Regions from separate parts of the Mus musculus genome. Here region 1 is linked to region 2. The links are chromatin contacts, found by Hi-C or POLR2A ChIA-PET in ENCODE. All regions are on one chromosome and are shown on one strand. The core of a region is the stretch at or near the end of the contact, and the rest is flanking DNA. Distances in the headings are between cores, read along the strand shown. Region 1 holds the start of Frrs1l (ferric-chelate reductase 1 like). Region 2 holds the start of Tmem245 (transmembrane protein 245).

What was found. A loop is a pair of places that touch in the nucleus more often than their neighbours do. ChIA-PET counts read pairs that join two places held with the same protein, here RNA polymerase II (POLR2A).
Region 1: a map of left cerebral cortex shows a loop between it and region 2 (2.3-fold over the local background). The contact joins the promoter of Frrs1l here to the promoter of Tmem245 in region 2. A Hi-C loop is called at or near these places in 2 of 37 maps with a recorded cell type or tissue (both left cerebral cortex). POLR2A ChIA-PET finds 5 or more read pairs at or near these places in 2 of 5 experiments (both embryonic stem cell).

What each region holds. Positions count from the first base shown.
Region 1 is chr4:56,988,474-56,994,403 of GRCm38, forward strand. Frrs1l (ferric-chelate reductase 1 like) reads right to left here and starts at 1,918. Exons shown (of 5, transcript NM_001142965.1): 1 at 1,561-1,918. The coding sequence starts at 1,798. Epb41l4b (erythrocyte membrane protein band 4.1 like 4b) reads right to left here. Exons shown (of 25, transcript NM_001355492.1): 25 at 3,499-5,930.
Region 2 is chr4:56,945,728-56,951,060 of GRCm38, forward strand. Tmem245 (transmembrane protein 245) reads right to left here and starts at 1,702. Exons shown (of 18, transcript NM_001369260.1): 1 at 1,118-1,702. The coding sequence starts at 1,684.

The DNA.
Region 1 (5,930 bases), core at 668-3,167, 43 kb after region 2:
TGGGATTACAGACACAGGAGCTACTGTACCTAGCTTTACATGGGCTCCAATGCTCTGAACTAGGGTTTGTGAGGCAAGGGCTTTACCAACTGCGCCATCTCTCCAGCACCCTACCATCAATTTTGAACAAAGACATACAAGCCACCAATCTTCTATTACAGAGATGAGGACAAGGTCTTAAAGGATAGTAGAGCAACAAGATGGAAGGCACGTAGGTCCCTGAGTGACAACATGGAGTAGAGTTGCTTCATCAGCCCTTGAACAGCCAGAGTCGAGGTCACTAAGTGTGTGTGTGTGTGTGGGGAGGGGTGGTTCAGCAGTCTCTATTTAATAAATATATTTCCAATATTATTGGAAATAAATATATTTCCAATTCATTCTCTCCACCTTCCTTAATATAATAATTGTATTATTTTGAAGTGGATACTGTATGTCTTTTTTAGCTACAAGATTACCTGTCCCCAACTCCTTTACAGCTATGTGTGACCACATGGCTAAGAAACTAAAATCATTCTATGGAACTTCTATCAGAGTAGCATCCTTAATAAGTAGGCAGTCAGTATTTTCTCCCCACTTTGTCTTTTTCACCCTCTGGAAAGTGAAGGTAGTGAGTGGGGTTCAAGCAGCTACTTGGGGTCATTAAGCTATAAGCTGAGAATTACGAAGGAGCAAAAGGTCCCTAAGACTGGAGACTTCATGCCAGCTTTGGATTGTGGGGCTTCTAGATTTCCTTGTGTGAGAGAGAAAATCCTATCTTATTGATGATATTAACATTTGTATGCTGCGTATAGCTGAACCTCATCCTCATTAAGAGATATATCCACGAACAGATAACCTCATTTCAACCCTCAGCTTGATTCTTGGCTCCTCTTTGCCAAGCTTTCCGAAAGCTGCGGAAGTAAGAGACCAGTTTCCATTCCTTTTATCAGAATGGCTTTGCCTTTTGTACTCTTTGAAACAGCTCCTCAGGGAAGCTGGCGAAGAAATCTCAGTCTCTGGGCCCAGATGGTCCCAACAATGGTGGCTCACACTAGGAGACTACAAGTGTGGTAGCAGCAGATGTGGGGTGGACTGGGGAGGGAGCTATGACCCATCTCTGGCGCCTGGGCAATGAAAGATGGAGCGACAGTACCTGTAAATTTAGGTTATTCCAGACCTACCAGGAGGTAATTGTGCAACGGTTGTCTCTAAGTTGGGTTTTCTGCTTCCCGCCTGCTGCCCTGGGCTCCGGAATTCTAGTCCAGATGGCGCCTCCTCCATTGCAGGAGAATGGAGGAGGCCAGACGCTGAGAACTAGGGGAGCATAAGCTTAGCACCTTCTATCCACAGCCTCGCAAGACTTGAGACTGACTCTCCCGGCCCTAGTCTCCCCACGTGTAAAGAGGGGAGCGGGCGCTGACAGCTCCTCCAGACTTCCCTCCTACAGGCTGGGTCAGAGAGCCGGGCTCCCTACTCTAGTCTCATCTGTGCCCATCTGCCTCCACTGACACCTTTGCGGACCCTTCCTGCGCCCCTCAACCTCCCACCCCCAGGTCGCCCCTCACCCTCTGGTAGCCTCACCCTCCTCTGACAGGTAGCGCAGGTCGTAGAACTCGCTGGCGAAGGTGCCGTAGGAGGAGTCGTGGCGCGGCACTGCCTCGTCCGCGCCCGCGTCCCCTCGCGCGCGTCCCCGGGGTCCCCGGCCCCCCGGGCCCGCGCTGTCGTCCGCGGGGCTGGCATCGCAGGCAGCGATCCCCGCCAGCAGCAGTCGCAGGAGCAGTGGTACCCAGGCCGGGCGCCGCAGGGGTTGCCCCGCCATCGCTGCGCACGGATCCCGCAGCCAGGCCGCTCCGGCCGCAGCGGGGACCCCGCGGGCGCGGGCCGGGACCGAGCCGCCGCCAGCACGCGCCGCGCAGCCGCGGAGCGCCCGCACCCGCCGCCTCCCTGCCTCGCTCTGCGCATCCTCGCTCCAGCCCCGCAGCCTGCCCCCGTCCGCTCAGCATCACCCCCTCCTCGCCTGACGCTCCTTCTTCGCGTCCTTCTTTCTATTCTCCCCATCGCCCAGTCGCCTCCAGATTTGACCTTTCTGGTCCCTGGGTGCTTAGTGTGGCCCGCTGATCTACAACATCAGCACCACCTGGGAGCTTGCTTGTATCGCTTCAGGCCCCACTCTGGATACACAAAGCAGAATTTGCTCTCTTACTCAAATCCCCAGCATCCAGTTTCCACACCTTATTAGAATGACTGTCGCCAACATCTTGCTCCTGCAACTTTTCGTCCGGAGAAAAAACTTACTAGACTCATAAATTTCTCTGGATCATCACAGAAGGAAGATGAAATCACAAACTCCCACTATCTACGTAGTCAAGCAGATATCAGAGACAGTGTGGAAAGTGTAACTTAAGACCTTGGCAAAAGCCACAAGTGCTGGAGTATAACCTGAGCCTTTCAAACTAGGCAAATGGTTTACCCAATTTCCCCAGAAGCAAAGTGCACAGACATTAAGTGAGCTAACCATGTCTGATAAGCACGACGAATCTCCACGTTTTCACATCAGCTTGTAAGACACTGCATTATTTATCTGGCCATTCATTTGCTCAATTATATACACAGATCCCAGGTTTGTCTTTAAATGACCCTTGTTGGGGTGGTGACAACTAGTTGTCTTCTGCAAGAAATAGTGACACTATCTCTTCCTCGATGCTACTTCAGAACCTTGCATGTAAACCTTTCTTCTGGTTCTTTTTTTTAAAAAAATGCATAAAGTAAGGAAACTGCTACTGAGGCAGAAAAACAGATTCCAAATGCACACCTAGAAGTCAGACTGCCTGGGTTATCAATAATGACCAGTGATCACTAATTCCCAGGATGTAGTGCATATTAAATAAGACCATGTAGGGAAAGGGTTGTAGGGTTCAATGTCACTGATGTCATAACCTTGCACAGAACTATGAAATACTGAGAAGCCAGTAATTTCAACTGATTTTTAGCCCAGTGGCTGGAAGACATGGGAGCTGTATCGGGATGGGAGATGCCTTGGGAAATCCAAAGGCCAGCTGTTCATTATTGTATATAGCCGACAGGTCATCAGAAGTTAACTATGTTAATCCTGCCAGGGTCTCACACTGAACCTGAAGCTCACCTCAGCTATGCAGGCTGGGCTGGGAGCTTGGGATCCCCCTGTCTTCCCAGCACTGGTATTATCGACATGCTGCCGCATACTGTTTTTTATTTGGGCATCAGGGATTTGAACTCAGGTCCTCATGTTTGCACAGCCAGTACTTTACTAACTGAGCAGTCTCCTGAACCCGGACCTTGCTGGATTTACCTGTCTAGTGAATCCCTAGGATCCACCTCCCTCTGCTTTCCACCCCAACACTAGGGTAATAGAGAAATGCTGCTGTGCCAGGCTTTTATGTAGGTGCCCAGGGTCCCAACTTCATTTCATACAGCAAACACATCACCCACTAACCCATTTCCCAGTCCCAGTTAGTCACTTTTAAAAGAAGAAGCATTTAATTTCATTTTCATTTTTAAAAGACAGACAACCTTTATTTCTCTTCTCATCAAAATAATTTCTCAAAAGGACCTTTTTTTTCTGTTATAAAACATCCCCAGATTAGTGCTACCATTCAGTATCCAACCAGGAACAGATGTGCCCTGCCTCTGACCGCCTGGTGTATGTCATTTTTCACTTTGAATTTCATAAGATATAAAAGCTGTGATCTTGGAAGTCCCTCAGAAAGTTAAACATAGAGTTGCCATATGATCTGGCAATTCCAAGAGGACCCAAAACATATGTTCACACAGAAAAATTTGTGTATGACTGTTCATAAAATTATCGTTCATAATAGCCCCAAAGCAGGAGCAACCCAAACATCTGCCAACTGAATAAATAGATAAACAAAACATAGCATCCTCATCATCTCCATTATTCAACCACAAAGACAGAATGACGTCCTGATACATGCGATAACACAGAGGAACCTTGAAAACATGGTTAAATGAGAGAAGCTGATCATGGAAGCCCACATACTATATGATTCCAGTTATATGAAGTGTCCAGAATAAGCAAATTCATAATCAGAAACCTACAGGCCAGGGTAGGGGTGGTTAGTGGTTGCTAGGGGGTGGTTAGTAGTTGCTAGGGGAGGGGCAGAGTCACAGGTCAGATTATGTTTGCCCTGCATCATGGACACGCTGAAAGACACTGAGGTACACACTTTAAAATCACTAAAATGGTGGGTTTTAGTCCAAGACTTTAAAGGTCTGTGATCTTTGAAATGGTGAATGATAACAGCGATATCAGAACCTTCCTGTGCTCTTTGGGAAAATAACATTCCTGATGCACCCTGGTGGGAATTTCTGAAGACCAAAGGCTTCCTTTCTCACACCCAAAGATCTGTGCTGTCCCTAACCTGTCAACTCTATGAGTTGAGGGTACCAGACCTTTGCAGTAACATGCCATGACTTCCCAACTAAGAGTCTGAGGCCATGCTGTACAGTCCCAGCTCTGTAATGATCATGTTAGCAGACTCTCTCCTCTCCTCTTGAATCCACAGTGGGTGGTTGTGTTACCCTCTAGTGCTGTTGTTTGGGTCTAAAGCAGACCAAGAAGGTAATAATTGCACAACTCCTTATAGTCACTGTGAGCTCCCCCAGGGCAGCTTTGCTGTCTCAGCACCCACCATACATTTAAGTAGGCAGAAGATAAATGGCCACTGCGGCCACTCCTCTCCTTGGGATGAACTGCCTGCGGTTCTGGGTTTGCACATACAAGAGCAACCAGCATGTTTGTGCTCAGGTTTGCAGGGATGTCCACCCACTGAGACTCTTGTGAGCCCAAGGGAGAGGTGGGGGACAAGGTAGGAGCTTGCAAGCCTCCTGAACGCAGCGGCTAGAACCTCCATGCACACCTACCTAGGAACAAATCAAGTCAGACTCGTGGGATACACATGTGGCCCGAAAGCTCCGGAAACCTTCTGCTGTGTTCTGGAGGCTTCCATCTGAGAGCAAGGGGGAGGAGTGCACACTGCAGAGAGCAGCTCAGAAGAGGAAGCAGCTGCTGGGTTGGCAGGAGGTGACAACCCTGTGTTCTATAGGAACATGGTTTGTGTCACGTGCACATGATAGAGGACAGCCAAAGCCATTTTGCTAGTAATCTAGGGGCTTCGTGAGTAAAAAGCACCCACCCAAAACTCCACTTTCCCCAGACAGCTCCACAGAAAGAGCAGGACAATACAGAGCTATTGATGAGAAGAGGGTCATGGCCTATATAGGTCACAGCAAGCCCCACAAGTGTCGATAACTCCTCCTGACATTTTTTGTACCATACCAAGGTACAGGAGGGGTGGATATGTGTACTGACAACCAGGATTCATCAGGAAAGGGCTGAACACCCTCCAGGACACTCTGTGTACTAAGGCAAGGAAATGTGCCATACATCCTATAAAGAGTTCCCTCAAAAAAAATATTAAATTGTAGAGTCAGTCCTTAAAGGGTCACTCCTTGGTTAACCGAATACCTGTTTACATACCTCGTTTGCATCAACGCTAGTCAGTGAGGCAACTTTTATAGTCATTAGTATCAAATTATTGGCACCATTCATTTGTAGGGGTGGGGAGAAGGCAAACTACAATACAACATAAAAATACAGTTCTGGTACAAAGGTACGACTCGATCAGTTCTATTGACCAAGCAGTCATAAGAAATGGATGTGGACGGTTTACATACGAGAAAACACAGCTCATAACTCATCACACGGAAAAGTGTTCAGCCTTGCTAGCAGTTCATCAAATCAGACAGCTTCTCAAGAGTAACTATACACATCTATTAAACTAGCAAAAAATAAAATAAGTTAGAATAGCAAAACTCAGTACTGGCAGAGCTATTGGTAAATAGAAATGCTTATACATTGCTGGTGGAATTATAAATTGTAAAGGGGATTCAAG
Region 2 (5,333 bases), core at 452-2,951:
GCTAGGGGCAGAATTCAAGACATCTGGAAGAGCAGCAAGTGGAAAACCTCCGGGCCCCTGTATTTAACTTAAGAGTAAACAACAGGAGCGGAGCTACAGCTCAGTATCTACAGCACAAGCCCACTAACACTTGGGTTTGGTCCCCAGCACAAACAGATTTGACAGCCACAGATTTGACAGTAAGCTATTCATCTTTAAGGCGGTCACACTAACTGAACCTGTGGCCCACAACTGTGAGAAGTGTACACTTACCTCTGTGTATGTCTGTTCCATTAGGATATGCTAATTTATGAGGCTGAAGGTACAACTCAGTAGCACACATGACACCCCCAGCACCACCACCCCCGCAAAAGTACTCCTATACACCCCGAAGAAAAGTACCTGACAATGTCTTCAATCAACTTTAAACAAGAACCAAGAGATGACCTCATGATCCTGGGACCAATTAGCAATCTACCTTTGGCAAGTTTAAACCTGCTCTAGCAAAGAAAGGCAATTACTTTGTAACGTTAATAATCTCAGGGCATATTCACTTTTTCAGTAACAAAGTGAATAAAGGTGAAATAGTATGGGGTGTATACACGCTAGATCTCGCGCTGTCTAGGATCTCGCTATTCCAGCGTTGCATTCTTAGCCCCTGTGGTAGTTTACCAACCAACATTCTTAAGATTCTTAAGCATTAAATAACCACTTCACTTTAACCTTGCCCGATAAATATGTGAACTAACCAGCCTGCGACGTAGTCTGAGTCAGGAATTCGCCTCTAAGATTATCTTTGCGATTCCTTCCAATTCTGAAGTTCCTCGATTGACACCTGGTATCTCTCTCCTTTAACGCAGTCCATTGCTAACGTAGACCGGGTCGCAATGGCCCCCACATAAGTAATACAGTTCTCGAAAGCGCCCAGAGTCACACACAAACTAGGGTGAAAGAACTGAACTCAGCCAAAGGACCTTTTCCCTAGCGGAGGGCGGGTTTCAAATCACACCCGCCTCTCTGGAAGGAAGCGCGCCAAGTCCCTCGGCCGTGGGAAGGCGCTCACTGGAGGACCTTTGGCCGCCTTGTCGCGGCGTCCCGGGTCCCGCCAACCTCGCACGCACTCCCCCATCTCACTCACCCACAGGCTGCTGAAGTAGTCGAGGCCGCGGCAGATGAGCGCGCCCGCGTGCGCCAGCAGCACCTGCACGCCCAGGTAGCTGCCCAGGCAGTAGAGCCCATAGAGCAGCGGGCCGCCCGCTCCCAGCAGCAGCAACAGGCGGCGGCGGCGCAGCGCCTGCTCGCCCAGCGCCTCCACGCCGTAGTCGGCGAAGCAGAGCGGCAGCAGCAGCGCGGCCAGCACGATGGGCGTGTGCGCGCGGTGCAGGCGCCGCAGCCACAGGCGGCCCAGGCGCGTGAGCGAGCTCTTGAACGGGTGCAGGAAAGTGCCGCACAGCACGGCCCAGAGCAGCGGCCGCAGGAAGGCCTCGAGGATGAAGTACACGAGCACCGCGGCGCCGCAGCACAGGCACACGAACAGCACGGCGCCCGTGTTGTAGAAAGCCTGCTTGATGGGCTTATCGAAGCGCAGCGCCAGCGCCGCGGTACGCGGGGTCTCGCCCGGCCCGACCGTGCGCGGGGCCCGGGACTCTGGCCGGGGAGAGCCCCGCGGGCTGGGCGCCTCAGCAGGGCCGCCGCGGTCGGCCATCGCGCCTCTGCCTGGACCGAGGGGCGGGGCTGCGAGCGGGGGAGGAACGCGAGGCGGAGGAGGGCGGTGCAGCGAGGATTTGTGGGTTTTGTAGTTCCCAGCGTGCGGTGGAGCATGCGCCAGAACCTAAGGAAACTACAACTCCCAAGAGGCTGAACGCAAATGCCTCCGCCCTTGGGCCCAATGGTCCCACAGGGACCAGGTAACAAGTTTTGAGGGGGTCCAAGAAAATGGGGTTGGGAGCGGGGGCGGATACTTTAATTGATGTCAACTTTTCCGGAGACAGGATCTCAAAAGAGACTCAGAGATGGAAAACACAAGCTGTATGTCTAAAAACACTGATGCACAGACTTAGTTTAACTGATTTATTTAATAAATACTTATTTTTAATCGTGTGTATGTAACATGTGTGGGTGACCAAAGAAGCCAGAAGTGTCTAATCCCCACAGACAGAGTTACAGGAGGTTGTGAACAGCCTTATTTGGATGCTGGGAATAGACCTCAGGTCCTTTGGAAGAATAATACACACTCTTAAACACGTTTTAAAGTGTTCTCTTATGTATATGACAGGGTTTTAAGTAGCTATTGCCTGGTCTAGGTGCTTGGCTCCTACCAACTCATTTTATCTTTAGAACACCCCTACAGAGATGCTACTAGTCTTGTTTTGTAGAAAACAAGGGGCGCAGAGAAATTAAGTACCTGGCCTCGTACAGCTTCCAAGTAGGTGAAGCAGGTTAACACTGTGGACGCTTATTCTGTAGTTTTTCTGTCTATGCTAACTGAACTGAACAGGGGATCCTGTTAGGAGCCCTTTGATAGTATCTATTGAAAGGCTATGGGTGTAGATCAGTGGTAAACTGTGTGATTGTCCCATTTAATTCAACACGGGTAGATACAAACATGAAGACTGACTTCAGGAAAACGATATTAAAACGGTGTATATATACCGAGCTTCACACATGTCTTCCTAAGCGTGTAAGCCCTTCCACTCTCTCTCTGAGGGCCGCGGAGAAATGCCCTATTTCCTCCCATCCCTGCTAATTTACCTCTGAGCTCCACCTCTTCCTCCAGCTGGGTAGAATACTATTCACACAAGGCAAGCCTTGCCTTCCTCACTTCCTAGATTCCTAATGGATGACACCTGGGTTACAGCAGCAGCTGAAATGTTACAGACTCTGTAATCATGGCTGAATTTCTAGGGAACTTTTCTTATACTCACATGTAAAGTTCCTTAGAGAACCATAATGTGCTGTGACTATTAACCTTTTGTGCCTCATACAGATTTAGGAGCCTCAGTATGGGAGCAATCTAAATACCTCAGAATACCTATAGCAGAATGTTAAACAGCCACTCTTTGCTTTTAGTACCTGGGGGGTCAGGTCAGCAAAGCTCCCCACTGCAATGCTCTCTCTGGCAAGGGATAATGGAAATCAGAGTTCTTACTACAGGGTGCTTGTGGAAAAAGAACAAGCCCTGAGCAGTGCGGGGGTTCTTCCGCCCTAAGGAAAAAGTGTTGGGATCCAAGCCTGCTTCCTATAAAATACAGTGAAGAGGATTTTTATTTGGGAAAGAGACAGAAGGAAGAGATATAAGTGGAGAGAGGGAGGAAGGGAAAAAGAGAGAGCTGGCCTTTACATCTTTATGGAGTACGCAGTGTGGGAGGAGTCCACCATAAGAGATAGCTATTTCCTGTTCTCAGTAAACTTTCATATTACTTTCAGCGTGTCTTCTCTTTCTGTTCTAATATAAATATGGTAGTTTCCATATGAAGAAACATTGCTAACTATGTCCTGGATGTAAAAGGCGGGGGTGGGGAAGGAAAAGGAATTCCTTTCTCCTTTCCATCTTGCTCATAGGTCTGGGGTCTTTGAAGTCTCAGTCAGCAAATGTTTGTGTCAGTTGTATAAACATTTTACTGAGCTATGTAACTGCTTTGTTCAGACCCCCTGATATCACCATCGCAAATTATAGTCAGATTTGCTGTCAGTGCACATATTCATTGACTTGAGCTGCTCTTTATATAACAAGGCGTCACCTTCATAGCTAAAACCTTTTGGGAATGGGAGGTGCTTGACACGTGCTCAGAGCTGTGAGTCAGCACCGAACACCCATGCTACCCGGGGGCTCAAAGCTCAGAGTCCAGGGCCCAGCATAAGATGGGCAGTGCTTCTGACGTTCCATCCTTCAAACTTCTAATCCCTGTAAAGCCAAAGCAGAGTGCAGGAAGAGCTTAGAGAATCTGTGCCTTTTGTCACTCAAGCCAGTCACTTGTACCCAACAGCAAAGCCTCCTCCGTGGGTGGCTACTTCCGGTCTGGCTTCCTGTCTCCTAACAAAAAGGGCTCAAAGTGCATCCAAATGATCCCTCAAGCCGGCAAATCTCTCAACTACAAAACCTAAGTTCCTGTAAACAATAAGTCACATAGCAAACTCTTTACCAAAGGGTACAAGGCCTGTGAGTGTTGCCTGAATTGTGTTGGGGCCCCAGCTCAGCAAATGGAAGAGATTCTGTCATCCTACTATACTCTGTTCCCAAGTCTCAATGAAAAGGGAACTTGCTGCACCTTTCAAAAGGGTTCTAACGGCCAAAGAGAACTGACAGGCATCGGGTAGAATTTGCAGTGAAGAAAAGAACTCTAATAGAAGAGAAACTGAGGTGTTATAAACTGAGAAGTATTTGTATGGCCTCCTGTAATACTCTGGGTTGGTTGGTTTTCACCTCCCATAGGACTCAGCATGCTGCTGTCAAAGTTGCTGGTTGATGTATCTTTCTTCCTACAGAGCTCCTACGGAGCAGGGACTGGGTCTGCTCCAGTTCTGTGTGTCTATGACCTGGCACAGCCAAGGATATTCATGATCCGGAGTAAGAGCTCAAAACGTACCAAGCAAGAGAATGAATGTGTGCTTTCATTTCCCAACGGCCGGTCTGTGCTTCCTGCATGATCCTGAGACTTTCAAACACACATCTGGTTGCCAGGAGAGTCAAAGGACTGAGCTGTAGGACTCTTGCGTTGCAGAGCTGGGAGACAAGGCGAGAGATAAAGGCCACACCTGTGTGGAAGATGCTGCACCGCTGAAAACTTGACTACAACTTCATAATTGTGGAGAGTTAACACTGCAGATTCAGAGCCAAATTATCTTGGCTGTTTTTATAGTCCCCTTAATGGCCACTCATTGCCCACCCCTGTGTCTAACCTAACATCCTCTAACCATAAGGTAAAACCTTTAAAATATAGTTTTAGCAACCCACTAGGTCTTATCCATCCAAAAGCTAAGAATGTCATCAGAGAATATCTAAATACTTAATAGAGTTTTCCCTTCCTTGATATAGCTTACCTACTTGTACCCTACTAATGTTTTTTGGTTAATGCCTACATTTATGTCTTTGCCCCCCAAGACAGACTTTTTCTGGGTAGCTCTGGCTGTTCTGTAACTCACTCTGGTGACAATTCTGGAATTTTGCTGGTTTTTTCTTTGAAAAAAAAAAACAGATATACTATAAGAATATGTTTTTGTTTTCATCTCAGGAGTGGGGGATATAGGGATATTTTCCAGCAGCTGACTATGATTTGCCTTGTGCTCTAGCAGAGGCTTGGCTTTGCCAGCTGCAGATGGTTTCTATAATTGTGTGACCTTTGGAATTCTGGGAA